2 separate regions of the Mus musculus genome follow, and region 1 is linked to region 2. A link is a loop called in an ENCODE intact Hi-C map of the cell type or tissue named here. Cell type or tissue: left cerebral cortex. All regions are shown on one strand. Links, peaks and the distances in the headings refer to the core of each region. The heading gives the core; the rest is flanking DNA. Region 1 overlaps Gli3 (GLI-Kruppel family member GLI3). Region 2 holds the start of Gli3 (GLI-Kruppel family member GLI3).

What was found. Peaks named below come from ENCODE experiments on the same cell type or tissue, not always from the same donor. Only the 100,000 strongest peaks of a DNase experiment are listed, where the experiment ranks them.
Region 1: it touches region 2 in a loop (2.4-fold over the local background); 6 of 42 quality-filtered maps call a loop at or near these places.

What each region holds. Positions count from the first base shown.
Region 1 is chr13:15,541,820-15,558,157 of GRCm38, reverse strand. It overlaps Gli3 (GLI-Kruppel family member GLI3), which reads right to left. Exons shown (of 15, transcript NM_008130.3): 3 at 9,516-9,758. Among named protein-coding and RNA genes, the nearest start is that of Gm6556, 85 kb to the right of the region's middle. In left cerebral cortex, for the core only: no CTCF peak of the experiment used is centred there; DNase peaks (open chromatin) are centred at 6,420, 7,835 and 12,478; H3K27ac peaks cover 1,390 bases.
Region 2 is chr13:15,454,881-15,471,218 of GRCm38, reverse strand. Gli3 (GLI-Kruppel family member GLI3) reads right to left here and starts at 7,496. Exons shown (of 15, transcript NM_008130.3): 1 at 7,108-7,496. It overlaps Gm6556 (a long non-coding RNA gene), which reads left to right and starts at 6,601. Exons shown (of 1, transcript XR_001780862.2): 1 at 6,601-11,239. In left cerebral cortex, for the core only: no CTCF peak of the experiment used is centred there; DNase peaks (open chromatin) are centred at 6,745, 7,484, 7,998, 8,295 and 1 more place; H3K4me3 peaks cover 2,640 bases; H3K27ac peaks cover 663 bases.

The DNA of each region.
Region 1 (16,338 bases), core at 4,668-12,667, 87 kb before region 2:
ACCGAACCTCCCACTTGTCTCCGCAGACCATCCCACTTCATGGCCAGGACCACACTTGTCCCTTCTTAGCACACTTGTCCCTTCTTAGACTATCACTTCAACTTTGTGGCTTCTGGTTCCTGAGCAGGGTGCCCCCCACATCCACACTCCCACACCCACCCACCCACCCACCCACCCACCCCCACACACACATTCACAGCAGCAGCAACAACAGCAACAGCACCCATCACACATCTCCAGCTGCACCATCCACAGGGGACCATCTGTTGTTCCTTCTTGAGGTCTCTGGTATTCGGTATGTGTCTCCTCTCAGCAGCTTTGGGAGCAAGGACATGATATGGCAAATACTCTCACAGTGTCCCCATCCTGGACAGTGTCTCACTCACAGCAGACTCTCAAAAAACTTAGTTTTTGAAATGAGGAAAATTTTCAAGTGCTATATGCTTGCACAGGTCGTGTCAATGTAGTCAACTAGGGGTACTGGGTCCTAGAAAGGAATCTGAGAAAGGTGTTTCAAACTGCTTTGTCTCTAGGTAATCAATTTACAGTAATGTAATAGATACATAATGCTATCAAAATATCAATGACAAAGGGGACTATATAAAAAAGCATCCCCGCTGGGCGTGGTAGCGCACGCCTTTAATCCCAGCACTTGGGAGGCAGAGGCAGGTGGATTTCTGAGTTCGAGGCCAGCCTGGTCTAAAAACTGAGTTCCAGGACAGCCAGGGCTACAAGAGAAACCCTGTCTCGAAAAACCAAAAAATAAAAACTAAAAAAAAAGATATATAAAAATCATCCCCTAGATGTCTTTTTGGGGGGCAGGGGGAGGAGCTGCATATTAGATAAGTAGGCTTTGTACAGGGTTGAAATGATCAATCCACATAGTCCAGAAGGTCTCCTGGAGGAAATGACAATATAACAGTCTTGTGGCAAAGAGGTTAGAAGAGTAGTCTAGAGAGAAAGGAACATTTGCAAAGGCCTAGAGACCAAAGGAAGTTCTAACACATGGGGGCCTGGAAAGAAGCCTTTGTGGCTAAAGGAATTTTAGTAGTGGGGAGGGGAAAAAGAGAGTCAGAGTTGGAAGGGATCATAGTCCTTCTGGTAGGAAATCAGGCCACAAGAAAACCACCATATTATGCACTTCCCTTCTAGGCCCTGAGAACTGGAGGATGGGAGTGGAGTGGAGGGTGGGGGAGAGCATTCTTAACAAAGGGGAGAAACAGAAACGAGGAGAGGAGCCTGAAATCCTGCCCAATTTGAAAGTAGAATTAGCCCAAGAAGGCAAGTCAAAAGAAGAGGGGCTGTTTGTTTCTCTGCACCCCTATGTACACTTCTCTGCTTCTCTTTATATTTCCTAGGAAACAGGCTCCTCCTTCAATTCCACCCTCCAGTCAGAGTACAATCAGCATGTAGATTTGGGTCCCCCCAGTGGACAAGGTAAACACCCGCTCCCTAGAGTGGGCTCCCACTGACCAGTACAATGTCTGCTGATTAGAACCAAGACCCCCACAGGGAGGCCAGTGTCTCCTCCTCCAGGGTTCCAGCATCTCCCATCAGATTATTTTAGGCCAGGGGGATTGAAGGCTCATTCCACTAATGTGAGTCTTTGTTCTTCTTTTCTCTGACATTTTGGCTACCGAATCCCCCAGCTTCATCTCCCAGCCATTGCTGGCACCATCTCCAGCTGAACAAAGGTCCTCCCTACAGTTTTTCTGGCTTGACTGTCCTATGCTAACTCGGGAGCTTCCCAGTCAAACAAACACAATGGTTTGAGTTTTCTCATTGTGAAAATGAGATTCTGAAGGTAAAAACTGTCTTCATGCAGAATACTTAGTTCTTTAGAAAAGCGAGCACATGATTTCCCATGTCTGGGACTTGTAATTTGGGTTCAATACACTGTGATTATTGGGGTCATCTAGTACATACAAGAGCAACAGTTGGAGAACAAGGGAAAGTGCCACTATGTTGTCTTCATATGAAAATATAAAATGCTGCCAGAAGTGGGAGTGAGCAGTCAGCCAGGCAAGTCCCAGAAGGTAAGCTGTGGGATTGGGGGACTAGGTAAATCCTCAAAGCAGGGTAAATGCAAGTCTCTAAGGCAGAGAAACTCCCGATTTGCAATATCCAAGTTACCCAGAGGTTTGTTAATTCACAAAAGCCATGTATCGAGAGTCTTTGGGATCAGCCTGGATTTGAGGCTGAGCAGACAGCTCCTCAAGACATCGGTTTGTCAACATCTCTCCCATGGTGAATCCACCCTCTGCCCAAAAGATTTCTTTAGCTCCCCCTTGGATAGCACGCTTTCTGTGGCCTCCTAGCCAGTGAGAATGTCCCTTGATCTAGATTTGTCTTTCCTCCGGTCTTTGCCTTAGAATTGCATGGCTTTTACCTCCTTCAGAAAGTTTTCTGGGCTGAGGACTGATACCCAGAGGAAGCTAAAGAAACCTTTGTGGGCAGAGGGTGGCTTCATCTTGGGAGAGACAAGGACAGAGAGATGTTGATAAAACAATGTCCAGAGGAGCTATGTGTCTCACATACTCCTGAAGGACACCAAACTGTCTTTCCCTCAAGGCCTTCTCAGTGACTTTGTCTGCTGGTCTCCATGATCCACAGAATCAGGGGACTGCTCTTTTTGTTCAGTGTTTTGCAGCACTTGGGCCATTCAGTAAGTACATGCTCACTTAACAAATGACAGACACAGTCAAAAGGCTGGACAGTCAAATCCATCAATAAGAAAAAAATTTTCTTCTCTTTGTTCTAGGATGAGGACATTCATCTGAAATAGAGGCCAGTGGGAAATTTCAGTCCCCCCCAAAAAAGGATGGCTCTAGGAAGGTGGAAAAGATCTTATTTACTGGAGACCAAAACAAAGCCCAAATAACTGAGAAAGTATGATACAAGGACCTAAACTGTTATCAGGCCACCAGGACTGCAATAAAAGACTGAATTTTGTTACTCTGTATTAATCTAAACTATGAAAAGGCAGAAGAGAGAAAATGGAGCCCTTTCATGGAGAAGTGTGAGGACTCAGCACAGATTTATAGACACAAGATCAAGAAAGCCAAAGCAGGATGGGAGACACGGCTTTCAAGAGACATCAAAGGTAACATTCTTTAATTATACAAGAAAAAGGAGGAGGGCCATGGATAATGTTGCTTCCATTAGAAGCTGGAAATGGGCAGGAGTCATTGTTTTCATGCTTCAATCCAAGGTTAGAAAGAAGGTAGATAAACAGAAGGACTGGAGGGAAAGGACCCTAGGAGAGGGCTGTTTGGGCTGGTGTCAAATTAAGAAGGATGTAAAAAAATCACGTGACAATTTTAGAAAACTGTATTCCTGCTCCTGAGCTAAGCTGTGATGGGAGGTCTCATTAACATCGACTTCACACACACCGGACAAGGATCACTAGGGACATTATTACCAAAATCGAGAATTACTGTGGTTACTGAAGAAAAGGGCAAGCAGCACTATGCTTCCCTCGGCTTCAGAAAAAACACCCACAGTCCCATCTTGCATGAGTGTCACGTCAACTAAGACAGGCGGCTCTCCTGTGCTAGTTGCACAGTATTAAAAAGGCTTTCATATACCTTCTGTGTATAACCTGTCAACTAATTCCAAAGGTCTACAAATCATCTTTCATGGGAATCCCAGCAACGTTATAACTCTATATAGAAGGGGCTGTACAGCACATAAGGACTAACCCTAAGATAACAACAGAAGGAAATACATCTCTTCCAGTTTCCACACAGTAACCTCTGTCGGGCACTTAACAGTCCCTGACTATACTCCCTGCTACGGTAGAATAGCGGCCTTCTCCCCAGCCTTCCCCAAAAAATCTGGTGAACATAAAAGCCAAGCACAGCCTTTGACCTGATCACATTATTCCAAAAGAGATGTGGCTTCAGTGGAATGACAACCAAAGGGAAAGCAGTAACAATGTGTTTAACTAGAAGACTCCCATGGCTCTTAGGTGTCCAGGATAGGAAGGCATTTTGGCAGACAGTACCTGATAGAATCATGTCTAGCTGCTCTAGGAGAATCACGCACATGAGCAGAACCAGAAGGCAGAGAGGATCAGAGTCAAGGTCCAAGGGAGCCAGTGCTGACTGATGTGAAGGGATGTAACTTGGAGGTGTGGGAGGGGTTAACCATCTTATAGGCTAACTGATTTCCTCAAAAAACATGGCTTCCTTTTCTTTCTTTTTCTCATCTGTGTGGCTTTCTAGTAAGTTATCTTGCCAAAATCTATAGCTAGAGTTAATCATAATCATAATTTAGAGCATTTCTTCAAATGCTACCGTTATTTTCTTAGTTACCTGGTCCACCTCTCACTCACCATCTCTCACTCAACCTTCCTTAGAAAAAGCTCAAAGTCAGAATGCTAGACTTACCCCCACTTCCTTCATGTTTTAGACACCTTGTAAGGTAGCTATGAATGTAGCTGTAAGACTCCACAGCAATGGGTCATTGTTTCTACCCTGGGTCCCTGCAAGCAAGAATCAGTGTAACATTGAACTTTTGAGAAGAGATATGAAAAGCAGTGTCTTAAAGCTCATAAATAGCAGATATGCAAGGGTTTGGAGACTCTTTCTGTCAGCCTCACTCCTCCCCTCCCCACACAGCTAGGAAGCAAGATAGTCAGCAGAGCACCCCCAGAGAAGACCCCGCATCAGCCCCTCTACTTAAACAATCTAACATTCAGTAGGGAAAGCAAACACCCTTCCTAGCTCATCAGCAGTTCTCCAAGGAGGAAAAGACAATCGAGATGAGGCTGGAACTATGTGCTCAGGGAACTGTCACTACCTTTGCAGTTCGGTCAACACCAAACTGTTCATTTGTGCCTTGTAGGCATTTTTATCTCTACAGTCTCAAGATGACAACTGCAAAGTAGAAGGAATGTGAGCAGGTGCACCTATTAAATATGTAAAATATGGATCCTCTCCCCCTCAGTCACAAGATGTATTTCTAAGGCTGTGGAAAGTCAGCTAACACAAAGACGGACAGGTAAGAAAAAAAACAAACAAAGCAAAACACTTTGCATGTGCTTTTTAAAAAAATTTTTTTTAAGCACACAAGACTACAAGTGGGCTCAGCACAATAGCTTTCTACAGAAAATAAATGCAAGCCAATTAAAAATTCCATTTCTTTTCTTTAAGCTAATTCCTCAGGTTTTGCTAATTAGCAACTAATAGTTCTGTCATTTGAGCTGGATAACATAAGGGAGAATACCAGTGGTGTGTTTTCAATCAAAGCATTTGCATGCAAGAATGCATCATATTTTCCATGAAGAATTACTATTTGGGAGCGGTGGGGGGGGGGTACAGGAAAAACAAGCAGGCTGTGCATAACTATAAAACTATGATGGAGACCTGAACTTCTGAAAGAGAAGGAATCTTTCAGCTCCATTAAAAAAGAAAAAAACGAGACCTTCTATGACATGCTCAGTGACTCCAACAAATTTCACACACACAGAACCCTACAGAGACAGCTACAACACTACACCCTGGGAAGTGAGAAGGAAGACAGTGAGACACATGTTTTTGGTAAAAGGGAAGAGAATAAAAGTTAGTGTCACTCAGGGTAGAAAGAATGCTTGAACTATTATGTCACCTGCCTTTCCAGGTTTATAAAACAATAAATGTACGGCACTAAATGAAAGCAGCGGGTGATGGTGACTTGAAATATCTGGCTACAGATGGAGCAGCAGGAGAGAAACTTTGCTCAGCAATCCTTGGGGGCAAGAGATGGAGTCTCTTAGCCTGACTCTGGTATAAGCAGATAGGATCCCTAAATCTGCCACCCCCCTCAAGGTAGCCCAAACTATAACATGCGAATGATACTGTGGCCAAGAGGCTGTTAGCACCATATCATGTCTGAGCCATGCAACTTGCATGCTTGTTCTCTTGCCCTGATATACAGCCCATCTACAGCTACCCTTCATGAGAGAACACCCCACCCCTCCCCACCGTGTGGATTTTATTCCAAACACATGTTGGGAATGTTTGAAGTGCCCGCTATCCCTAGGCTTTCTTCTTTCTTTTCTTTTCATATTTTTTAAGTCAAACCCACAAACTCTAAAATACTTTGAATTCTGCCTAACTATAGTTTGTTGAGGATGAAGTACTGCATACCCATTATAATAAGATCTTATGCAATAAAAATTTTACATATGTCCTTCAGAAGGGAAAAAGATGTTTTGGGTTTTTCCCCCGTTGCTTGTCTTACAGGAAACCTACCCACACTTTAGAAATACAAAATTAGTATATATAGAAGCACAAATTAGGCATTTTGAGAAGTCTACATTTTCCAACCATGGAGAATCGAAGGAATTACTGACATTGGACTCATGGAGACTTTTCTATCCAACTGTCTCAAAGAGCTGGCAAACACAGGAGAGAGGCCTGAATAGCCTACAGAGAGGCTACTGAGCACCGAGTTCTAAAGGCCTGCCATGCACGTGGGCTTGGACAGCACTGCAGGAGACAGCTTTACCCACAGAAACAGAAGTGGGATAAAAGTTTATGCCTCTTTCAAATACATTTTTTAAATTCTTAGGACATTTATTACCTTTAGCTCACATTAGTCATTAGCTTTGCCTGGATAATTAAGTCCATGTGAGGTATGCAGATTTGATCATAAACACATTAAAAAAAATAAAAACACTTGGTATAACTAGAAGATTAAATAACCAAACAGGGTTCTAGAAAAATAAGGTCATATCCCGTCTGGTATAAGCTTGGCTTAGAATAGTTTAATTATTGTGTATCAACAAATAATACTGTACTTTTTTCTGTACTTTTACTTGCTACATAAATTTAAAATGTTATAATCTCTAGAGAAAACCTTTACTGACAAAGAAGAGAAAAGCAAGCGTAAAGGAGGGTTCAATGGGAAAGACTGCCTTTAGAGAAGTCACAGGCATGGTCCCTGACCCTCCTTGCTCCTACTTAGAGCCCACTCATTTTCTAATCTCTGTCTATAGGCAGAGGTGTCTGGGTCTGTCAGGAAAACAAGACAAAACAAAATGTGCCCTGTCTCAGAAATGGCTTGGCTCGAGGAGCAACATGATGATGGTGGAGGGAGAGGAGAAACAAAAGGAAGCACAGAAAGAAGAGCAGAAGTTTTCATAATCGGAGGCACTGAGCATGCGCTGGGGTTTAGTAAGACATCACGTCATCCACTCAACTGCAGAAGAACCCTAAGGCACAGATAGTCACACCACTGCACATAGTTGAGAGCAAAAAAAAAAAAAAAAAAAGATTCTTGAGAGTCAACACACTGAGTCAAGGTCACGGGGCTAGTCAGTGAAGCACTGTAATCGGAAGCCAGTCTGTTCAGTTTTCTAGGCTTTCTGCACATAGCTATCTACACAATGTCCCCAAGGTAGGGAAAACATTTGGGGGTGGGGGACTCAACACTGACTTGCCGAGGGGCTCCAGCTCAAGACTGGAAGGTTACTTCTACATTCACTTGTATAGTAACGTAGGAAAATCACAAGAATAACCAACTTACAAGTACAATATCTTCAAACTAGAAAGCAATAAATAAGTCTAAACCATAATATTTGATCTCCAGGCAGTGTTCGTTAACATTATTTTGGTGAACCAGCAAATGGGTCACACAGACCACTGGGTGAGAACAGGGGTTCCAGTGACGGGAAAGCCAGTCCCTCAAAGGATGGAGAGACGCCTGGGTGGGAAACCGTTAAAACAAAGGACGCAAGAACAAGCTGCAAACTGGATAGAAAGTTAACGGTTCCACTACCATCAGCCAATAGAAAGAAGTGCTCATCAGCTGTCTGGACTAATTAAACACCTCACTAATTAGTGGGCATTGGAAAAAACAAAACAAAACATCGCTGTGATGGGAAAAGCTTGTGTTCACACAGAAATACAAAACACTGGGAGGAGCTTGTGGGCAGCTTAAACAGCACAGTGAGTGTACTTAACATGCGGATATATAAACCCAGGTGGGGACTCTATAGGAATCCCTACTGTTTCTGCATGAATGATACTCAAAAGAGACCACAAATAAAAACACAACTAAAGACTTCAAAATGTGACCAGAGTAAAACATCCTACCAACACTATTTTAAATCTTCCTTCCTAAAAGTCAAGAAAAAACAAAATGAAGTAAGCCTGAAAGGAGGAAGGAAGAATAGTTGTCCAAACCCCTCTGTCTTTGTTTCTGCTTCAACAGACACCTTTTCAATAATGGGACCAATGGGAATTTTTTTTTCAAGAAAAGCAATTAACTTTTTAAAAGCCAACCACTGCCCCTCCCCAAAATCCAAACAATCGTATTTTCATGCTTCTGACAAAAACTGTCCTTTCTACTTAGAAACTATTGCATAGCCATATTTTCCACCAACATATTCTGGTGGGAGAAGCAGTTGCTGGAACTTAAGGTTGCTTCGAGGCGCTTTGATCTGAGGAGTGAGTGAGCCTTCCCCTTGCTTGCAGCCAACTAATGAAGGGATGAAATTAGCTTTTATCCTGGGCACTTTCTTGAGCAAAATAACACGCTCTAATCAGCTGTCCTCACTAATCAGTCATCTGGATAATGACCTTTTGCCTTAAAACACTAAAATTTCTGAACGATGTGGGAAAAGGGAAACACACCAGTCTCTTTCTCTGGAGCTCAATGGATCATCTGGAACTGGAGGCAGGAAGGTTAAATGGCGAGCCTATTTCCTGGCAAGGTGATAAATCTGTAATCAGGAGCTTCCAGCTTTGCCACCTCAACATGACTTTCATTACTCCAGAGCCAAATTATATTCTTAAACCAGAAACAGGCCTGAGGTAAACTCAACCCGTATGGATTTACCTTATAGGCTGCCTTTGAAAAGAACTGTCCTAGACTTATACTCCAAGAGGCCTGCTTAATTTCTTTAATTCAGTTAGGACTAGAAAGGCGACTTCCAGTGTCTCTGGCAGGCTCATAAGGAGAGTTGGGCTCACAATAAAAACTTCCATAGTAACAAATTTAGCACTGAATTCTTAAAATTAGTTTGTTTCCACAAATCACTAAGCATTGGAATACCCAAAACTATTACACACACACACACACACACACACACACAAAACATTAAAAATGAGAGGAACTGCCATCAAAGGCTTTAATGTAGCCCCCTTAACAGTTTCCCACCCTCAACCCCATCTTCTCAAACAGCATCCCTGCATAGATAAAGCATATTGGTTCAAACTCCAGCAAATATCTATAAGGATTCATAACAAAATCATCCCCCTAAATCCCCACACCCTGAAAAACATAAAATTGCTTAGAGTACAAGAAACTGTTGCTCTCTAAACGGTATGGATGAGAATCAAAAGTAGGAAAAAATGCAAAATTAAACTTACTTTTTATAAATGTAGAATTGATAATTCATACATTAGATTCATGTGCAAGTATGGGTGCGCTCGCACATGCGCACACGCACAGACACACACACACCATATACACACCCCTCACCCCATGTCTCTCAGAAAATGTGCTAATTGGCAGGAAGTACTTACGGTAGTGAGGCTCCATGTAGCCATTCCGGGGATCCATGGCAAACACAGTCCCACGGTAAGGGAGAGAGGGCTCCGCCAGATGTGGTAGAGAGCCATGGATCTCTTTCTTGATCAGCGAGGCCCTCTCATCACTAGACGTCGAGGGCTCCTCACTGATTTTGTTGAGACCCTGCACACTCTGAGGCTGCATAGTGATTGCGTTTCTTCTCTCTCGGTGATAGATCTGTCCAGGACTTTCATCCTCTATAGAAAGAAGGAAAATGAAAGACTTTAGAATCTTCTTTAAGGAGCAATAAAAAAGTCATCAATATAGTTCTCCCTGTAGTTCTCTCTGTAGGGAAGAAACCTCCTTTGTCCTTCATGACTACCTTGTAAATTCATACCTGTGGCGGGATACTTGCAAAACAAAGTTGTCTATGAATGGTGGCCAATATTATACATGGAAGGGTAAAGCAGGAGTAAGCCTGAGGTAAAAAGTGCAGATAAAGGGCAGATAATGCAGTGGAGATTCTCTGCAAAATACACCAATATCCTGCATGCCCCACCCCAGGCTGAAAGCTTTATCACCCTCAGATCATGTGGATACCTAGTTTCTTTCTGCCTCGCTAAAGAAACAAGACTTCCCTGGAAACTGGGAAGTACAACTGCCCAGTGGGGCTCTGGGTGGCTCTACAAGTGCTGCGTCTTTGTTTCTCGGAAGATGACATTAGAAAGCCAGCCAAGAAATGTTGTGGGTTATAGGGTTTGGTTTGAGTTGAGTTGGGTTGGGTCCCCCCCCCCCGAATTGAATTTGTAACCCATCAAGAGATTTAACAAGGCCAGAAATGAAACTCAGAACCCGCTAGTGACCAGGGCCAAGGTGTCAATCAAGAACAGCATAGAACCTCCTAAGATACACTTCGTGTGTCTGCCCATACACAAAAACGGGGAACCAAGAGGAGAGCTGGTTGAGACTGAAAGTCCAGGTGTAACCTGGCTGTGTAGATAAAGGAGGAAAGGCCCGGGAATGTTGCTCCCTGTCATGCTCAGATGTGACCCAAACACCTAAGAAACAGAAGAATGAAACCCCACACACAGTTTCTTTACAAATCCCTAATACTTCTGCTCACCTTATAAGAACTTCCCATCTCTACACCACTGGTCTCTGTGAATGGGACTGGGTGACCTTTGCTAGAACGCAGGCATACACTTCAGCCAAACTGCTATCTGAGCTCACAGCAGGTGGACTCACTTGCCTGTTACAATCACATGCAGTAAGCTGTCCACCCTAAACAAACCACATTTAACCAGCAGTGATTGCTCTGGCAGAAAGAGCTCACAGAAACAAAGCTGTACAGGTCCTACCTAAATATCTAACTGAAAAACTTTCATATTCTCTATCCTTAAAGAAATAACTATGTGGGTATAATCATTGTTGAACATCCCAGACAGACTAACATATCTCAATATGTAAACGTCTATTCAAAGTAATCCATACGTAGATGTAATTACCTAACTGACCCCAACCGGGATTACTGCTAACTTCTAACATGCACATAGCCCTTGGTTTGCTCTGGAGGAAAGCAGATCTATGCATACTATACATTATTAGAAACTGAGATTACAGTCACTATTTTACCTAATGCCAACACCAACTTTAGAGTTTCAGCTTATTTGTGCGTGAAGCTTGAAAAATAAATGATGAATTATTTTACCCCAAATGCCTTGCAAAACATGATGAGGTATCCTGGAGTCTTTACAATAAATGTGCTGACAACCACAAAGCAACTGTGAAATATTATTTTTGTATTGTTTTGTGCAGATTCTTACCTGACACCTCATAAGTAAAGGGTAAATCACAAGTTTAATCTATCAAATAAGAACTAAAACCCACAAAGTTTGAAATAATCCCTGATTTTCACATTGATCTTTGAAAAAGTAATTCAAATTATTGCTGCTGGTAATTCTAAGACAAACTACCAAAAATAACCAAATAAGAGCCTTCATTTTTCTTCTCCCTGTTCATATGCGCAGGCATGTGTCTGCCCCAGAGCTTCATTAGCAGTGTGGTTGCAGGCTACAGAAAGGACTTCAGAGTTATGAAAAGAAGCAGATGAGCGCCAGAAACACTGAAACTAACCGTTTTATTTTTTTAAAAATGTCCTACAGCCTTCAAATGGCCCAAGTCATAGTTTCCACTCGTTTGTGCTCAGGAAATCCTTTATTTAAAATTTCAGACTAAAGTTAACTTAGAGTGGTAAGAGGTACATTCTATACAACAGAGAGGGGCTGTGATGCCTAATTAGCATTCTTTGGGAAACATGAGTAAGCAAGTCTTACTAATCTATTCCAGGTTTAAAGTAGGATTCCATGGCTTCATTCTCCCAGAGGAAATTGTTTTTTCTTTTAAAATTGCATCCCTCCCATCAGCTCTGGTTCTCTGGTGGTGTGTCTTCCAACGACGAGTATGTGAATACAACTTTACTACCAACTGGATAGTTAGTATGGCCTTAGCCCTGTCAGGTCCCTTCAATCTTCAGGGAGAAAGTAGGAAAGGCAGAAAAAAAACAGGCTTACCTCCTAGCATAGTGGTCATGAGTTTGCTAATGAGACTTATCCCAACTTGTGTGGAAAGGTCATACAAGCTCAATAGTTGAAACAGGGAAAAAAAAAGGCATTTTTAACTTCAAAAAATTAAATGCAAGCAAGAATGTTTTTAATACAGAAACTTTCATCAGGAAACCTTAACTTTTATTACACAGTTGGCACTGTGACCTCAACAACCCTCTGCCTCCAAATGCCAAAAGACACACACACTTCATGAATTTACCTCCCTGTATTGAGTTGCTTTTGATGGGCATTCACATGCAAACTAGACAATGCACATGCTCCCAGATACAAACAGCTCAGAGACTTGAGAGCTCTGTGTACACAAGGAAAGCATAACTCCCAAGCAATATTCCTGCCTACTCTTATAAATTTAGCAAGCACTTCTGCATGCCAAAAGACGAAAGCTGTCTCATCTCGTTCAGCTGAGGCGAGCTGCTCAATAAAGTTTGAGAATCGGTGCAGACAGGCTACACTAGGCCAAATTATTGACAGAAACATACTGTCCACCATGGTAACAAGCAGAAGTCAGAAGCAAGAACATAAGCAAACAGCCCAGGGCTCCAAGAGCATCTGCCAATGGGCTTTAACAGCCAAACACAAGCAACTGTTTGAGCTTCCCTGCTGAAAAGCTGTAAGCTTGGGGGTCAAGCTGAAACATGCAATTTTCTCAGAAATGGAAGGGAACAATTACTTCAAGTGCTGCCACCACAATCTTACTGGTAACCCCTTCTTTCTGTCACCTGTGTTTAGGTAGATCTGGATGAACCCACACCCAAAGACAGAGCTCCCTGAATCACCCTCTTAGAAACTGCCCCAGATTTTCCAACCTCCTCCAAAAATCAACCAACAGGGAGTCAGAACTTAATGCCAGAGACTCAGAGAGAGCAAACACAGCCTAGGTGCAAACACTGTGTAAAGGCAGCTATCATGAAGTACCCTAGCTCTATGAAAGGAGACCGGGACCCACACTCCTGCACACTTGATCACAAACTCCTGGGACAAGGGACACAAGGTCCTTTCCACCTAGTATGTAAGACATGTTTCACACAAAGCTTTCCATGCAGAAACAAAACTCCACTAGTCATCATTAAGAAGGACACCTCCATTCACTGCAAAATTGGCTGTTTAGGAGCTCAAAGAACACCTGCTAGCTCTTCTCTCCATTAACACCCATTTTGCCCCGTTGTTGAAAACCCATTTTAATGCCATTACTCTTCTCTTGCCCACTAGCTATAAAAGCTGCATGGGGTGGGGTGGGGTATAAAGTAAGCAAACAGATGATACTTACAACTCAGTACCTGGACTCTGGCTATCTACTTTCTAGAAACTTAGTTTCTCTAGCTGGGCCGGCCCTCTAGGAACATTCTCAGTATCTCTTGGCCTTTCTTGCCTCTCTCTCTCTCTCTCTCTCTCTCTCTCTCTCTCTCTCTCTGTCTCTGTCTCTCCCCCTCCCTCTCCCTCTCCCTCTCTCCCTCTTGCAGGCAGCATGGCTCTGATTAGAGGAATTAAAAGTGGTTGGAGCCATGCTAAATTTAACAAGCTCATTAGTATTCTTTGCAAGTGCTTGGAAGTGAACTCTCCCTATTCAAGCCTCCCTCTCCAGCAGAAGGGTCAGGCGGGTAATCATTAAATCAAACTAATGTCACCCTATCACAATCGGCCCCAGAGAAGGAGGGTTTATTATTTCAGTTTATGCTAAATAAACGGTTTTACAAATGGTCCCCAAGCAAGGTCAACAGCAGCTTCAATTACAAGACAAACTTAACAAGAGTTGCTATAAACCAAGTACTCCATATTGACTTAGGGACACACTGAACTCCACAGATTGCCACTGGCAGGATTGTACAGGAATGCATATTACAAAATAAAGGAAGGGGTGAGCTTTTTTTTTTTCTTTGCCAGAATTTGCAACTGCACAGCGACTTCTCATTCACCTCTCTCCAACCAGCTAGCCGCTCAGCTCAATTCACCCCACACAAAGGCTGGAGCCCAGACCTCAATGGACCGAGTGAAACATGTTCAAAACTAGGCTCTCTATTGTGACTGAATTTCTTAACATCTTTTCAAAAAGCGGAGAATGCCTTGAGGCTAAAGGAAGAAACAGGCTAATGGTGAATTGGGAATTCTGAGCAAATTTCAGAGCCCTTTCCTCCTAGCTTTTGAGGTTGAAAGCAAGCTCTTTCCTTTCAAGTTTCAAAGTCCTTTTTCCTCCCGCAGTGTCACAGAAGGATTTGAAAAGAAGGTAATTGTGCTCGCAGTCTCCCTGATCAGAGCTTACGTCCTATTTCTGGTATTTCGGAATACTTCTTGCAATAATAGTGCATATAGCTCAATCCCTTAACCGGCCTGCACTCCGCAATTGCTCATTAAATGAACAATTGCGGGTATAAAATGCCTTTTATGTTCAAGGTCTGGATATAAGATAAGCATTCTAGGATTCTAAATTTGGTTTACTAAGGAAACTCTCTATCATTAAATTATAAAACTGAACTCAGAATATCAGGCTTTCCCAGAAAAAGTAGCACTCAGGTTGCAGTAAGCCAAAAAGATGGGCGGGTGGGGGGTGGAGAGAAGGCACCAGAATGCTAGGGGCAGGAAGGAAAAGACTGGATCCTCAGATTTCTGGCCAAATGGGATTTTAACCAGAAAAGTACACCGTGTTCCAGGTCTGAGTGTCTGGTACCCCACACCGCTGAGTCTGAATGATGGACTTATCTTTGAATGAGTTAAAACATGCGCTGCAGCTCAATAATATGGATGTGAGTCACGGTGAAACCCTGGCCAGCCAGCACCTCTTCTTCTTTAGAGAAATAAATAACCCTTCAGTGCCATCATTCATGTCATCTCATGTGATCACTCCTCACTCTCTATCCCATATGCTATAGGAAGAGAAGGTATGGGGCCCAGTGTCCAGATGGAAACCCTAGGTCCCAGGCAGTCCATGATAAGGAATTCATCCTAGCTACTCCTCACTGAATCCACACCGCCTTGTTAACAAGGGAGCTACTCTTAGGTAAGATTTGGGGATGATAGTAGTTGGATCATTCTAACCCCACAACTATCATTGTAACATTTATAGAAAGGGAGACATTTTCATGCAGGGGAATTCACAAAACTCAGATATTCTCCCATTAAAATTTCGTCACTATCAGTTCACTCCTGGGAAACACTGAGATAAATTTATGTTCAGACACTGGGGTAGTGTGCCATACCTGCACATGTGCTATTCTCTCCCGAGCGGGGCGCATGCTTAAGCCTCCAGGCAGCATGGCCTAACTGTTCCTGGGCAGCCCGGTGCAGCCAGTAGCTTCTGTGTGCTACTATAGGCACTGGGGTCCCACCCTCCTGTCCTGTCCTTTACTCTCTCCTCCCAGGCAACCGCCTCCCTGTATTTGAAAGGAGCATTATTTCATTTTTTCCTGACTTTGAATTTGTTGCATTTGTCAGCTTTTCTTTCTTTATTTACTTGTTGATGGTCATTGAATAAAAAGAAGTAGATCCCAAGTCCTTGTCTCCCTTTTTTCAGAATCTCCCAAAGTACTTGGACCAAAGAAACAGGAGAAATGAAAAAGAGAAAAGACTGGGTATACTGATAAGCAGAACAGGCTTACACTAGGCAGAGAGACTCCAACTCCTGTAGTTTTAATACCAGAATGTTCCCTCTCTCCCTGCAGTCTGTAGCCATGCCCAGCCAGGGGCTCAGGAACGCCTAGAGCAGTGATTCCAAAGAGGCTGAACAAACAATACCTTCTCTAAGAACATAGCCAATACCCTTGCGGTCAGACAGTGCCCTTGTGCTGCTACACACACATCTCCCATTGACAATGACGGATGACAGAGGGAGGGGCCCAGATGGATCAAGGGAGAGCACTTGCTTTGTCTGCAACCTTTAAACCACGCTGGCAGGACGGCAAACTGGAGAGGGCTACAGCAGGATTTGAAGCTTTGGAAAAATTCAAGTGACAGCCTCCTCTCAAGGTGATGAGTAGCTCTCTCTTCCTCCTTTCATCAACCAGGAGGTCTCAGGGTGAAAGAAAAGAAAGGAGAAAGTGTCTTCCATCGCAGGCACATATCTCCATTGTTTGAGCATTTCTAATGTTCTACATTAACCACCATTGCACTGGGCACTCACTCTATCTAATGCAAACATAGCAGGTTTGTGCTTAACCCAAAGCTACATTCTTACCTCGGTCCCCAACTGCTTGGTTTACAGAGCTCCAACTACCTTTGAATG
Region 2 (16,338 bases), core at 5,058-13,057:
TAAAGAAAATAATTCCTTCACAGAGAGAGAACTCCGCCCGCCCCCCCAACATAAAGAACAAAGCTAATACTGCTTTAAAAACTTTTTGATCAGTTTTGGAAGTGAGAAACTGTCTTGAGGTTCAATAAGGAAAACGTGAAGAATTTAGTCCATTTCTTGTAATCACACATGGAAGAGAAACTTAAGAGGTCTATAATGTGCTTGAGGGTTTCTTCTGTTCAAAATATCTCTCTGAACCTAAAATCAATTAGTTATGCACGACCTCTGGGACACACCGACAATTCCCAGGAGTTCTTGGCTTTCCTTCACTTCCTGTCTGCATTACCTTGCTTTCTGCAGAAAAGGAAGCTCAACTTCATAAGTTCCTAATGAAATCTTTACTAATGTCTAACTACAGTATTTTTCATAGACAATTATTTCACCTTTATAGGATTACTTCCCACAAGGTCAAGAAAGCAGAAAACCCCATCAGTGAATAAGAAAACTGAACTCGGTCTAGGTTGCCCACTGGAAAACCAAGAGATGCCCCAGGTCTGCAGTTCATTATTTTCAATCTTCCTTCCTTACGACTGTGATGCTTCCGACTGTAGACATTTTGACAGCGTTTTGTCAGACATCCCAAAATGGAGATGTCCTATTAGGGAAATAACTGCCTGGATCCAGTGAACTTTGCTTTCATAAATTAGCTATATCTAAACTTTTCAAAAAATTATATATTTAAAAATCAATCACCAAGGGAACTATTCAACATGAATAGTTACTACATTGAAAATCATAAAATGGCATTATTGTGCCTTTTCTAGTGTTGATGTAAGAGAAATGATCACAAGCTGCCTGCTCAGCTGCCAGAGGTCTTTTAAAACCAACATTTAAGGGGAGTATGAGGTCTAACACTCCATGCCACTCCTGAGCTTCCCACAGCTCTTCCCACAGCAGCCTCCCGTGCGCTGACTGGCCTGTGCATGGAGAACAGCAGATGCCATTAGAGACACAGCAGCGGTGGAAGCAAACTGACACCTAAACTTCCTCTGCATTAGCTGGATCCAGACCTTCCCTCCCTAAAAAAACTAGATCAGACCTTCTCCATCAGTCTATAAATATTAAGCTCTGTAACAGTCTTCCCACCACATCCACATATATCATAAAAGTGTGAGTGCTTCACTGAGATTTGAAAGAATTAAGCATGTTTGCATAGCAGCAGAAAAAAAATATGCTATGCACATAGAATGTATATGACTTACAGTGCCTATGACCCTCTATCCTTACAATACAGCTTAGGGGGATATACTGCGTTTATGAATATTATGGTTTGAAACAGGTTCTCTCACATTATAGGCCAGGCAGCCTAGAACTGATGATAAAGCCCAGGCTTGTCTGAGACTTGTGACAATCCTCCTGCCTCGGCCTTCTGAATGTTAAGACTACAGGCATGAGCTACCACACCAGGCCACCACCTGACTATTAAATCACACAAGAGAAACCGATATTTAGGTATTAAATCGGCCACAGATGCTAAAGATGCTCAGCTTGTCTTCATGCAGCACTATCCTCTTCATTTCACCCTCCTCATTTTTAATGCTTTGAGAGTTAAATCTTAATTGCAACTTTTAAAGCCAGGTTTTCAAATTTTAAGGATTTTCAGATGCAGGGTCTACTTTATAAGAATTAATTACCCATGGGCCACTTATTCTATAAACTTTCTTATTCAAACAACATTCTCCAGCTGACTCAGCCTTCACCCTTTATACATACAAGACGGTCAGTCTAGCCTGCATCAACTGCTACAGACACCCTCAATGAGACTGGTGTGGAATTCCGTTGCACAGTTCAAACAGCAGGCCTTGTCCTACAGTAGTGCAGCCTGATCCATGTGTCTGGCCAGTGGAGCCCAGGTCTCCATACAGCTCAGTCATTCAAAGCTGCTGCATGAGGTTTCTCTGCACACTAATAAATCTTTGGAGTGAATTACTCTTTTAAAAAAATCATAAAATGTAATCAGTAACAAGGCTTAATTGCCTCATTCCTTCATTAATAAAATTTGAACTTATCTTTTATCTAATTGATGAGTTTTCCATCTTTTTTTTTTAATGGCAGTATATAATATAAAACACTCTTGTTAGGCATTTTATTGAATCTTCAAAAATAATCTGCTTTAAAAATAAGTGAATATGTTATATATTTTAAATTTATTTCAACAGGGGTTTAAGAATGATACTTGTCTCTCATTGTTGAATTAATTCTAGGACATAAAAATTACACAAGTACACGAATGTGCTATGCCAATAGTTATTGCTGTAGCACCCTTCCCCTCCATAGCAAAGCAGCCCCCCTCTACATGCTTCAGGCCTGCAACCAATCCAATTTTCTTCAGGTACAATTTAAATGTATAGTGCATGCTACAACAAAACTGTGGTAGGATGCCAACAGGGTCCTTAAGAAAGTTTTCTAAATCACTGGAAAGGAGCTTTGAAAGAAAGCAAGGATTACAGTCAGCTAGAAGGGAGGGAGGGGACTTACCTCAAACCAGCCAAGCGGAAATCAGAGCAGTAATTCTACAAGTCGACAGAGTACACTTTCAAAGCTGTAATAGTGTGAAGAAGTGCCGGGCAGCATGGCCTGAAGGCAGCACTAATACACTGATGACTAATGGCTGGGCTAGGGCAGACAATGAATTTGGAGCTTGAAAACGAACAGAAACCATGCAGTACTTTGACAAATGGGCTTTCACAATTTCATTCATTGAATAACCTTTAAACACAAAATTGGCTTGGGTTCTCTTGGGAATGATATGACATGTTGCTGGACAATGATGTAAGTATTTTCTTTTTTAATTATGACTCGTACACAAAATGCTAGCATGCCATATAAGAGGATATAGTTTACAGATACCACAGAGGCACACATAGAACTCAATACAATATCGCCTTTCAGGAGGAGGCCTCAGTGTCCCAGTGCCACCTTATTAACTATGTAATGGCTTTTTCATTCAGCTACTTTAGAAAGCCATAGATTTTCTGAGACATTTTGTCGGGTTGAAACATGCACAACCAGAACAAAAAACACTTTCAGGTGAAACACACACACACACACACAGACACACACACACACACACACAGACACACAGACACACACACACACACAGAGACACACACACACACACACACACACACACAGAGGCAGCTAAGGAATATGTAGGAAACTACTGTGCATTTGGTATTTCAAATGGAAAAAGTCTACTTTTCAGGGGTTAGGCAAAGGGAAAGTGTGGTAAAAACAATCCAGACAACAAAGTTTCCAAACAAATGAGCTCATAAACACTCCACAGACAGCTTCTCTCCAACAGCTCTCCTCCCCTTTTCCAGACATAATTAGCTTTTCAGTTTAAAAAAAAGTTATAAATTTGGCAATTTTTAAAGAGAGAATGAAATATGTAAACAGTCTCTAAATTAACAAGTGCCACTTATTTCAGACAACATAGCCTTCAATGGACCCTAAAAACTTAAGCAAAGGGGATACTAAGACAGGAAGCTTAGCAAGCTCCTAACGCCACTGCTGGAGCCAGGAACACATAGCATACTTAATCTGCAAACTGTGAGAGTCCACAGTGGCTTCAGCAAGATCTAAGGCATGCCCTCAAGGTTTGCTGGGATCTGGGATTAGGGGGCTGATAAGAACCTCTGCTGCCCATGGACATGTTTTTCTTCTGCAGTTAAACACAAATGCATGGAGACATTTGACTGCTGCTTGGCGTTGCTGCTCGAGTTATATAAAAGCTTTTGCAGCTCCTTTTGCTGTCAATATATCAAAGTTTAAAAAAAAAATCATCAAAGTGTGAAATTTCATTTAAAGTCTTCACCAGTCTACAGCTCTATTTCACAGGCCCATCAAATAAAAGTAAAGATGAAAAATACACTGGAAAGTACTTGAGAAAGTTTGCAGCAGCGCCGGGCCCTGTTGCAGTTTATTGTCTGCCTCTATTTGCTTTGAAAGTAGAACAGATCAATTTCCATGTAGAAAACTGACAATGTGGGGTGAAGAGCAGCAGCTTCTCCCTGGCTCTAATGAGAAGACAACCTGAAATCATTATTAGAGAACCTTTTGTTTAACAAATGTGTTTGTATGTGTTGGTTCTGTAGCCATTTCAGCCTTTGATTGCCTCTCGATCTAAAAGTTGGCAGAAAATTCCTTGAATCTTCCAAAGCAAATCAGACCAACCTCAGAATATGAATGCCAGGAGAACTAAAACCTCCTTCAAAGAACTCCTCAGCTAGGGATTTACAACAATTTCAGAAAGGAGAAAAGTCTGACTTTTAAGATAATCTACTATCGTCTAAAAGCATTAACATTCCATTACTAAGGTTTTCCTGAACATTTCATGACTCAATGACTCATGTCTTCGAGACTGATTTTTCTCAGAACATTGCTGTCTCCATATAAGTGAGTGCACACAACAATGAGCATTAAAGTGTTTCCTTTCATAAGCTTCCAAACTGTCCTCAGAAATCGGGGAGGGGAATGCAGCAAGCAGGATGGATGCCTTACGGGGGACTCACTTCTAAATGCCTGAGCCCAGAGGATGCCTGTAACTCTTGCAGCATGCAGGTAATTAAGAAAACTTCACTGGCTTCAAAACAAAGGAGAGTCCAACTTTTAGGCCTTGGAATCCAATTGTTAAATTAACAATGCTTTCATTAAGTAAGCAATGAAATAACGCGACAGAGTTATTTTTCATCAATGCTGAATTTTCTCCTTTGCAAATTAGACATACAATAAAAACTGTAAGGACACTGGAGTTCAATCAAGGAGTGTGTAAAAAGCACAGGGAATTGGTAGGCATCTGAGCTAAGCCTGCCAGTCTATTAGCAATAAAGCAATCTATATCTTTTAAAGTGTTTCTGCCTGTGTGAAATTTCAGCAGACACCTCTCACATTGAACTTATTCATGCAGCTAAACCCAGCCTTCCCTAGGCTGACTTTAAGAATTACGTACCCTGAAAGGATCTCCCCTTAGGCGGAGAGTTTCTAATTAAATAGCTTTTAGTGTAAAATAAACTCTCTGCTCTGTATAAATATGCAATTTCAGCTAATTTAAATGTTATTTCATGTTTGTTTTAAGGTCTGACTATAATCTAACTGGCCACAGAGCTCGTGGACCAGATTGTTAAAGCCAATATTTCCTAACATAAACAAATTCTGTAGATACTCTGCACAGTTTACATTGTTAAAACCAATCTCCACTGCTTTAATATATCCTCTATTGCGCTGCCTTAGAAAAATGAAGTGATTCTGAGGTTATTTCACTATTTTAAAACAGCATTTTCCTGCTTCAAAATAATCTTGACACGTGTAATTAAGAAACTGTCAGACTATTATTAATTTTTAATTTAAAACCCAAATGAAATAATTACAGGAATCAATCAATAAGGCACCTATTCAAATTACAGAGCAATTACATAAATACTCAAAATTAATACTTTAGGCCAGTTCTTGAAGAATTCAGTCTATAACTCGTGAAGACATCAAACAGTGCAAGCTTGTGACATGAGAACGAAGGAAAGGTTTCCCCTAAAATAGACTAAAATGAGATTATTTCAGATGGCAGAGCACAGTTCCCCTTCCCCCAGCCATGCCCAATGCTCTCAAGCTGCAACTCTTTTTCTAGAAGTTATTTCCACCAGACACATATTTCAGGAAAAGAAAGAAAGAAAGAAAGAAAGAAAGAAAGAAAGGAAGGAAGGAAGGAAGGAAGGAAGAAAGAAAGAAAGAAAGAAAGAAAGAAAGAAAGAAAGAAAGAAAGAAAAGAGAAGCAAGCTAGCTAACCAGCCTGCCGGCCTCATCCAAGTTCTGCACAAAATCATTTAGAAAGGGGAGTGGGGGGTTAATCACTTGAATGTTCAGCAGAGTGCACGTACTGGGCTGTGAAAAGCTGTAATTGAGGAGGAGAAGGAGAGGAAAAGAAGGGCACGAGGTGTTTTTGGAACTAATAATACCAGCGGGGCTAATGGCACTGCCCCTGTATTTGCACAGCGGCCGGCCCTCCATACCTCGGACTAAAGAGTTCTTTTACTTGAGGACGACAGTCCATCATTTCAAACTGAAGTGGCAGCTGGAAAATGTGGAACAGCTGGCACAGAGCTGGGAGAAAATGTTTTACATAAATATATGTACATATAAACTGGCAGAGGGCCATGAGCACTGTACCCAAGGCCAGAATCTACAACCAAGTTGGGGGAGGAGAAAGGGTAAACGCGGTGCAGGAAACTTCCCTAAGTGGTCTTTACACACACACAGCCAAGAAAGCCTGGGGGGAGGGGGGGTATGGCTTGGTACTCAAAAAGGTGCACTCCGGGACACAGGCACAAAGTTCACAGAAGGATACTAAGTTCATCAAAGGATAATAAGCAAAGGCCGGGCCGAGTGTGAGGGCATGTGGCCATCTGCTGAAAAGTCGCTTCACCAACTATTCAAATGTATGATCAATATTAACTCTGCCACATCCTCGGGGTCCCACTGCAACTCCAGAAAGTTAAGTGTCCCCAGCAGAGTAGAGTGATCCGTACCCAACTCTGCTCTGTGCAAATTCGGCCTCTTGGTTACCGCAAGGGCCACGGCTACTTTTCTTTCTTTCTCTTTTCTTTCTTTCTGCTCTACCTCTGGAAAGGAAGAGACAGAGTTCCAAATCACGCACAGATGGCACAACTTTCACTTTTCCTCTCCCACCGCGGAGGCGCGCCCTCCATCCGCTCACCCCGCACCCCCACCCTCAGAAGTGAAGGCGGGACCCTGGAGAGCGGGGCAGCGGCGGCTCGGCGCATCCCCAGGCGCTGCGCGCAAGCCAAGCTGCGGCTTGCGGGGGCGCGAGGACCAGCCGCAGCTCCGGACTCCCGGAGCTCTGCGCAGCACTTGGCGAGAAGTAGGCACGGACGCCGCCGCTGCAAACTTGGTCCGCGCGCCCTGGGGCAGGAGCTCTGCAGTCCGGAGAGCCGAGACCCGATCCCCGAGAGCGCGGGAAGGCGCGAGCGCACACAAGCCGCTCCGACGCCGCCGGGAAGCTCGACAGGGAGGGCTGCGGGGCCCGCAAAACAAAGAACTTCAGGCGGGACGTACCTGCGGCTTTGGCTGTCAGGTCCCAAATCCACAGACCTGCGCCGGCGGAGCGGCAGGCGGACTCGGGCTACCGTGGATGGCCTGACTGATCCCAGCGTGCGGCCCCGGCGGGCATGGTGTGGCGTGGGCCGGCGACGGGGCGAGCGGGCGAGGAGGGGAGCGGCGGGCGGGCGGACGAGTGTGCGGGCGCCGGCGGTGCGGCCCGGTCCGCTCCCTCCCGCCGCTGCAGCCCGCGCATCAGTTTCAGGGATCCTGTAATCTGATCCCTCTGAGTCACCGGCCCTGAGTGACAGTTCTGATTTGGTTCAACCGCGGGTGGGAGGAGAAAGAGAAAGAAAGGAGCCCCCCGACCGTCAAGTCGACTTTTCAACGACTAAGGGCCCGTCCAGGCCGAGCGCCCCGGTTGCAAAAGTTGAGCTCCGCCGCGCGCGCCCTTCGCGCTCCCCTCCGCGCGCTCCTGCGCTCCTCCTCCTCCCCGCCCTCCTTCCCCAAGTTTTCACAGATGTGGTCAGACTCTGCTCTCCTTCCCGGCTCCTTCTTCCCTCGCGCGCCCCCACCCCCGCCCCGTCCCTCTAATTTCCGCCACTCGGAGGAGCGCTGGGGGGGACGCGCCGAGCCGCGGGACGACGCCGCCGCCGCCGCCGCCGCCGCCGCCGCAGGGGGCGAAGTTGGTTTAAAAACTTGGGAAGACTGCTCGCCTTACTTTGCTTTCCCGCTCCTTTCCAGGCCGCGCCCGGCGGGGTCCCGCTCCGCGCGCGCGGATCCCAGGGCGCTGCGCTGAGGGGCGGCACTGAGGCCGCGCGTCGGGCCGGGCAGGGCTGGCGCGGGCAGCCGGGAGCCACGCGCTCCACCGCCTCCGCCCCTCCCGGGTCCTCACACAGACACATCCAGGCCTGCTCCTCCTCTTCCCCCTCCTTGACCCCGCGCCCGCGCGGCGCGCCAGGCCCCACCCACCCGGCAGGAGGAAGGGGCCCGCGGGTGATGTCACCCGAGCCCTCCAGGCCTGCGCTCCCGCGCAGCCGAGCAGCCGGGGCTCGCGCGCTGCCGGGCGCTTCGCCCATGCCGCCTCTCTTCGCCCCCCCCCCCCCCAACTCCGCTCTCGGGCTGGACTCCCCTTCCTTCTCTAGAGACCTCTCAGATCGCCACTGCCCCACCCCCGCACACCTCCTGGTACTTTTCCCTAGGCCAAGCCTGAAACTTCCTCTCGCGGGATGATGCTTTTGAAAGTTGAAGACTTTCCTCCCCGTTGCGTTAAACTCCGTTTGGGACGTCTCGCCGTACAGCCTACTGTCCCCGTGGGCCACTTTGCAAAGAACACAAAGACCCGAGCTGGGAACCGGGACTTGAGCTGAGAACCCTGACTTGCACGGGGTTCTTTTCCTTAAGATGCAGAGTGCCTGTCCTTGGTTTCTTTTAAAAGACCCATGTTACTTCAACGGGCCAGTGCACTCATCTCTCTCTCCCCATCCAGGTACTCACCCCAACCTGTTACTTGAAAGGGAGGATTTCAAGGGGGTGGAAGAAAGAAGAAAACCCAAGAGACATTCCAGAATACCGGAGTAAGCAGTTGGCCCACCAGGAGTGCCTTGGTGCTCAGGGTGCTCTGTGGCAGCCGTCTTGAAGGCAGAGTGGGTGGATGAATAGCTATAATAATTTGAAGAACATTTTGAAATTCACGTGCTAAACTGGGGAAAATTTTTAACGGAATTGACAGTGTATTCGTTATTTGTTTCTGGTGACTTGTTGCTTATGACAAAGACAAAAGCAGAGAGTGACTTAAGCTTTCAGTGTGGGGCTCCAGACACTTCTTAGCCATTTTTAAGCTTTCTCTCCGCTACAACACTCTGTAAGGCAAAGAGTGAAACATCCTTCACTCATCTCGGAGTGCAGGAATATCAACAGAGGTAGCCCCAACCCTCCCCTCAGTAACTGGCCCCAGGCCCCAGAGTATTCCCTCAGCCTCTGTAGACTCTGAGCCCACAGTAGATGAGCGAGAAAATGCAGTCCTCCTAAGTCCCGGGACGGCTATGGATCTCCAGTGAGATTATACCTGCAAAGTTATAAAAGACGACATCGTGTGTGAGAACTATTTTCCTTTTTGGTATTTCAAGTTAGTCAGAGGGATGGTGTGTTTCATTAATGTCAGATACATTGTTTCTGGCATTTGGGGCTGCTGCTGCCTCCACCGCGAGAATGTAAATACTGCATCCTGATAGTTTTCTCTGCTTATCCAGTGGCAAAAGGGACAGCCCATAAATCACCGGGCATAAAATATAAATTTTGACTTTTACTTCTTACAGTCTCGCAGCACATTCTGAGTCATAAAGATCTTGATTTGGGGTTCTAAAAAACACTGGAACAAAGAAAAACATTGCAAAGCTTCCTTCCCACCACGCTATCAGAACTTAGCTAATAACCAAGAAGGAACTCCGCTTTGCATCCTAAACTTTGATTCCCTCACCTTAGGAGAGGTGGGCAACTCAGATTGGCTGACAAACGCATGCACGTGAACATGGTTTACAGAAATGGTAAAGAAAAAAAAAAAATTGCCTCGCTGTGAGTTAAATAATGTCATGGAGTTTCAATACATGTTAGCTTCATAACTCTTTTGCCCAGGGAAATCTTGGATACAAATCCCAAAATGAAACAAGAGGAATTCTTGAAGGTGGGGTGTCCTTAAAATTGGAACCTTAAATCTTATGCATCACCCACCTCCTGTCCTGCAGAGGCTCCTAAGTTATCTCTTAACTCAGTAGAGGGACTTCTGTTAATTAAGGAGCCATTAGGTAGGATGCATAGGGAAGAGACTGTTCCTTAATCCATCTGAATCCCACTCTTATACAGTCATTCCTGCCTTACCTCATCACTAGTCATTTCAACTACAAATCTCTTGGGAAATTTTAATGTCATAAGTCCTCTATGTTAGTTTTTTTTGTCAACTTGACACTACCTAGAGTCATTTGGGAAAAGGGACATTCAATTGAGAAAATATTCCATAAGATTCACCTATAGTAAATTTTTTGATTAACAGTTGATGTGAGAGGGCCCAGCCCACTACGGGGCAGTTTCACACTTAGGCTGATGGTCCTGGGTTATATAAGAAAACAGGCAGAACAAGCCACAGGGAACAAGCCAGTGAGCAACACTCCTCTATGGTCTCTGATTCAGTTTCTGCCTCCAGGTTCCTGCGTTGAGTCCTTCCCTTAGTGATGGACTGTGATCAGGACTTGTAAACCAAACAAACCCTTTCCTCCCTAAGTTGCTGTGGCCATGGCCACAGCAACAGATACCCTGAGCTATACTCACAATATTTAAACCTTTAAGATGGATTTATTTTCCATAATGAGGCAAGAGACTTAACAACCCTCTTGTTGGTTTGTCAGCACTGCTGTAGCAAGCGATTATGCAGTTGATGGCTTAAACAAGGCAGGCACTAACTTACATTTCTGAATGCCAGGATGCTAAGTCATAGTGTCGACAGGGCCAGTGTTTGCCTGCAAAGTGTGGGGAAAGCCATCCTTGCCTTCACAGGCTTCTTGTAGGAGCCCCTGATCTGCTTGCTATTCCTTGGCTTTCGGCTACTTCCCATCTCTCTGCCTGGGTGATCTTAAGGCATTCTCCTTGCACTCATCTCCTCTTATGGAGTTGAGAGCTGTGGCCTATGCCACTTCAGTCTGACTTTGTTTTGACTAATTGCATCTACAGCCTTGTTTTCAAATAAGCTAGTTTTCTGAAGTTCCTGGGATGAGCACTTCTTTTTAAGAAGAAGAGGGCACAAGTCAACTCAGCAACGTTGACCCACAGGGGTTTGTTTGGAGGCCTGGGCCTCAGAACACTGGTGTTAAGATGATTGAAACCATTACGAAGTGGAATACACATTGGTTGGCTTGCCTATTGAAAAGAATATGTTAATGCTGTTATAGCCTTAGTTATTCTCAAGAAATCAAGCTTATAATAGAGCAAGGAGGATTCCTTCCAATTCTCTGGCTTCCTGTCTCACTATGTGGGAGCATTAGGTGTGTTCCCACTTCATTAGTGTCATGACTCCAGAGGTCAAACTGTCGAGGACTCTCCATCTTGAACTTTCGGGTCCTAAAGTTCTGCTGAATAAACCCTTTTGCTTTATAAAGAATTGAGCCTCAGATAATTTGTTAAGAACTATTTTTATTCATGTGCATGTGTCTCTGTGTGGGTAGATATACATTGCATAGTGGGAGGGGATACCTTTAGGAGTCAGAAGAGGGCATCAGATCACCCAGAGCTTGAGTTACAGGCATTTGTGAGCTGCCTGGGAACCAAAGTTAGGTCCTCTGCAAGAGCAGTACCCACTTGAACCACTGAGCAACCTCATCCCCTATAATTTGTTATAGCAAGGAGAAACAGACTAATAAGAACAAGAGGATTAAAGTTAATGAAGGGTCTGCAACAGAGAAGACACATTTCAGTCTAACACCAGCTTCCCATGCTCCTCTTTATGCTTTCTCCGTTACATTTCTCATCATAAATATTCTCGTCCTCACCAAGTCTGTGGTTGTTTTGTCTTCTTGTGTAGTTGTTAGCAGTTAATCATTGGAAACTCCAGGAGGATGGTTCATGGACTCTGACGAACCTCCAGTTGGAAATTATGAAATCCCAGCTCAAATTGACTTAAGCTAATTGGAAATGTCAAAATTTTTTCAGTGTTTTATTGACTGGAAAGTCAAGACGTGTGCCTATAAGTTTCAGATAGGGCAGGATCCTGTCTTTGAGCTCTGCTTTATCTCATGAACTTTTTTTAAGCAATCAAGGAAGATTGACAGGAGGCAGGTGCATTTTACATAGTCTGCCCTATAGTTTGTTTCCCCTGCAATGAGAGCCTTCTTCAAGAGGATGCCATTTTCCTCTTTGTTTTGTTTTGTTTTGTTGTTTTGTTTTGTTTTGTTTTGTTTTGTTTTTCGAGACAGGGTTTCTCTGTATAGCCCTGGCTGTCCTGGAACTCACTTTGTAGACCAGGCTGGCCTCGAACTCAGAAATCCTCCTGCCTCTGCCTCCCAAGTGCTGGAATTAAGCCATTTTCCTCTTAGCTAGACAAAAAAGTAACTGCACACAGGCAGACAAGTAGCACTTGATTTCTGAATCACTTGTCCTTCATAAAGGTCACCCTTCCTTTCTTCCTGATTTTGGCCAGACACCTTCTGTGATATAAGACTGATGGTTTTGCTTCAGTTGGTCCAGCAAGGAGTTTGTACACTAGGAATTGAAGCCTTCAGTCCATGCCTCCTCCATGAGCCTCAGTGAGCCAGAGTCACACTAATACATCCTGTGTATGTGTAGCCAAAAGGATTCTCCCACCTTAGCTTACACTTGATCTCAAGCTTTTTATTTTTTTTCCCTCTTCTTTGTCTTTCCCTGTTTCTCCCCTTTCTTCTCCCTAACCTCACTTCCTGTGACCAAAGGAACACCAGAAAAAAATGATGTGCCAGCTGACAATAAGAAAGGAAAGTAAGTGTACTCTCTCCAGGCCTAGCGGCTAGAAAGCCTGTTACATGTTATACAAAAATAACCACTAAGACAAATGATAAAAATCAAGATTGGGGGTTCAGAGGGTGTCCAATGCTGTTCTTAATACCTACATGCAGGTAAATCCATGTGTAAAAATTCAAGCAGAATTAGTCAAACTAAGCTTGAGCTGCCCATTCTGTCTAATCTTACTAAATCTACTCCCAGGGCCTCGATAACCCATTTGTAGACAGCTAATGAAACACCCTACTACAACAGGCTCTGCAGAACTTTTTTTTTTCCCCATTTTTTCAGCTGCTCACACCCATTTTCCAGTCACTGGGATTCTGTACCAGCCTGTATCCATTGCAGGGAAAATATTGAGCACTCCCAAGATGAGAGCACTCCTACAGATACAACAGAATGGAAGGAGCCAAGCTCCCTCATGTCACAGGGCAGCTGCCAGACAGGAAAACGCTTCTAAGGGCATTGCACATGGGCCCTTCTAAGGTCTTCTCACTCAACACTCGTGTAACTAGTTCTTCTGTCTTCCCGGAACATTGGGATTATAAATGGAACCCAGATGTTGGCTGTGTCCTTCTTCACCTTGGAGATGTAGCTATAATTGGCTTGGACTTCAGCCAATACCACAACTTGGGAAGATCTAAAACCCTCTCTTTGAATTTCTGCTAACTTCAGGCTCTTTGGATGCTGCGTGACACTGAACTGTGGCCCACACTAAAGTTTTTGCCTGCCTACGCCATGAGAAACTACTCACAGCAGGTATGAGGGAGCGTGGAGAATTCCGCTGATGATTTAGGCATCTAGGGGATGAATTTTTCTAACCCTCCTTTTCATAAATAAAACAAGCTTTCTCTAGATCTCCAGCAGAGCAGCTTAGTGAGCAATGCTGTTCCCCAGTTGAGCATTTCTGTCTGCTGCACTCATCTGATTCTTCCCTTTTAGCCCAATACCCAATCCACTACCTTGGTGATCATCTCCCATCTCCTTGGCAGCCATGCTCCACATCGATTTTAAGTTTCCCAAAGTTAGGGCAATCAGAAGAGGCCTCTGGGACAAAAGTCTTTCATAATTAGACATGTAAATTGGCGTTTTGGTTGTGCACAGTCTACGTCACTTCACTCATTCACACAGTGTGCCTACCTTATCACTGGAGAATTCTGTGTTTGCTGGTTTTACCCTAAACAATTCACTAACACAAACTGTAGGTTTTACAGACTTTTTTACTCAAAATGAGACTACAAAAGAAGGGATATATGAAGTCAAATATCTCAAAGCCATCAAGTCCAGTGTTTCCCACTGGAATAGATGCTGTTGGTCCTCTTCCAGCCATGCTTCTATAAAAATCAAAAATACAATATTTTTATTCACTCTGCCTTTCTGTTCAGTGCCTAACTCTACTATTTTTTTTCCTGTCTTAGTCAGAGAAATTTACCCCATTCTACCAAACTGACTATTCTGAGAGACTGTTATATGCCAAAATAGAGTAGCCTTGAGGACATGCCCATCTTTCTTAAAGGGGCTTTAGAATAACATGTCTTAGAGATATGTCTTTTGAGTCTCACCCACTACTCATCTCTTCTCACACACAGCCAGTAATATATCAAAGTGAGTTTTCCAATGAGGAATAAAATTGCCCATGTTTTGATACATAGGAACTGAGAACTACCAGGGCTCATACTTCTAGGGATATAATTAACAGTTATGCAATCTCAGGTCAAGTCATGGTAGGTGAGCAGTGACCATGTGTTTGAGAACTAGAATACTCATTTGATTAGGTTCTATCCTTCCTTACGTACTATAAGATTCTAAGGAGGAGTCCTGAGATCAAAGTAAGAGGTTAAAAGGGACAATTACAGAAAGCAATGTGCTACCCCCTTAAACAATGGCAGAATCGGCCAGGATGAGTGGGATTAGTGAGAGCCTAGCATTTTAGTCATGAGAGAAGCTCCATGAGCACCAGGTAAAATGTGTGGGTCACAGAACACAAGCAGGAGAGGAAGAGACATGAAGGTGCTATTGTACATGGCTATACATTTGCTATTGTCATAGACTGTTGGGGGGTACAGCTAAAAAGAAAGCATAAGGTACATGGCTACATGTCTTCCAGCTACCTGTCTATTTTTGTTCATAATGTATAGAATATATATAGGACTCTACTTTTTTATTCTCTTCTTTAAATTTGCTCCTTGACAATTTCATACATATATATGGTACATTTTGCTTACTCTCACCACACCCTGTCTAGTCTTTTTCTCAAATCTATTATCAAAACCCCATAACAGGTTCCTTTCTTATATGTCTTTTTGTTTTATTTTTATGAGCAACTGAGTTTAGTCAGGACCACCTATATGACCACTGTTTGGAACTATCCACTGGAGCCTGATCAGGTATACAGGGTCAGGTGCATACAGTTGTTCACACGACTAAAAAGAATCTATCAGTAGACAAAAATTCAGCATGGAGGGATAGGAGCCCATGATTCCCTCACCTACCCATGTTTGACTTTTGACAAACCCAATGTTTATATCCAATGCAGGCAACCACACGTTGCTGTAAGATCATGTTTGCAATACGTGTAATACATGCAATGCATTCATACATGCCATGGCTACATCACAATCTGAAGAAAACATTTCATATCCCTTCTCACAATTTTATGGCTCTTAAACTCTTTCTGCTCCTTCTCCTGCAGTGTTTTCTGAGCATTAGTCAGGGACATGTGAATGCCTTGCTTGGCTCTGAGCATTCAACTGTCAGTCTATGCTCCTTGAACAGCTAAGCATCTCTGCATTCACTGTCGTTGACTGCAAAAAGAGCTTCTTTGACAGAAAATAAAAGTAGTATTTGTCTATGGGTATGAATGTAAATATTTATAGTGCAATTTGATTCCCTGTCAAGTTACCTGAATAATGGTAGTGAATTCCCCTGCTCAGGGTTATGACCTCCAGATACAAGCATTTATTTCCTCCTTTAGAGTAAGCTTCAAATCCAAGCTGAGAGCAATTGGTTACAGCAAAAATAGTTGTGCAACTATTGTACACCTGTGGATACCTTGACTGGAAGATTAGCACTGTAGTGCATAGGATTCACAGTTGCATAATAGCAGCAGTGACTTATCACCTCCTCCGCCGAAAACTGCATAGCATGTCACTTACTTTGAAAGTGAGCCACCATGGAAGAAACTTCCAGCTTACTCTAGTTTGATTTCTCTAGACTGTGCAAGCAAAGTGTATGGTATCTTCTGCAGGCAGGTCTTATCACCTAGATTTGATGAGCACCCAAGAAGAATGGCAAGAGTCTGTACTGCAGCCAGGTATGCTGATGTGCATCCTTGATCTAGTATTCAGGAAGTAGGTAGAGGCAGACAGAACTTGCTGTGATCAACATAGCAAGTTCCAGGCCAGAGGTAGCTACATAGCCAGATTTTCTCTCAAAAATCCTTTTTAAAAGAGCCTTATTGTTTCGGTGACATCTAGGGCTTCTCCGATCAACAGCTCATAAGGAGGTATCACATATCTAGCATTAGGATTTAGTTTAATTAACAACGGCTCTCTAGGAACAGTACTATGCAGCCATACAATATGCCCACTTCTAAGTCTTTAACTTTTTAAAACTTACATCTTTTTTTTTTTCAGTTGGCTTACAAATAGCGTGTTTCTATATCGATTTCTCAAGCACCCTTCATGTTGGTTAATTCTCTTCTCTGACCCTTCATCTGCTGTATCTCCT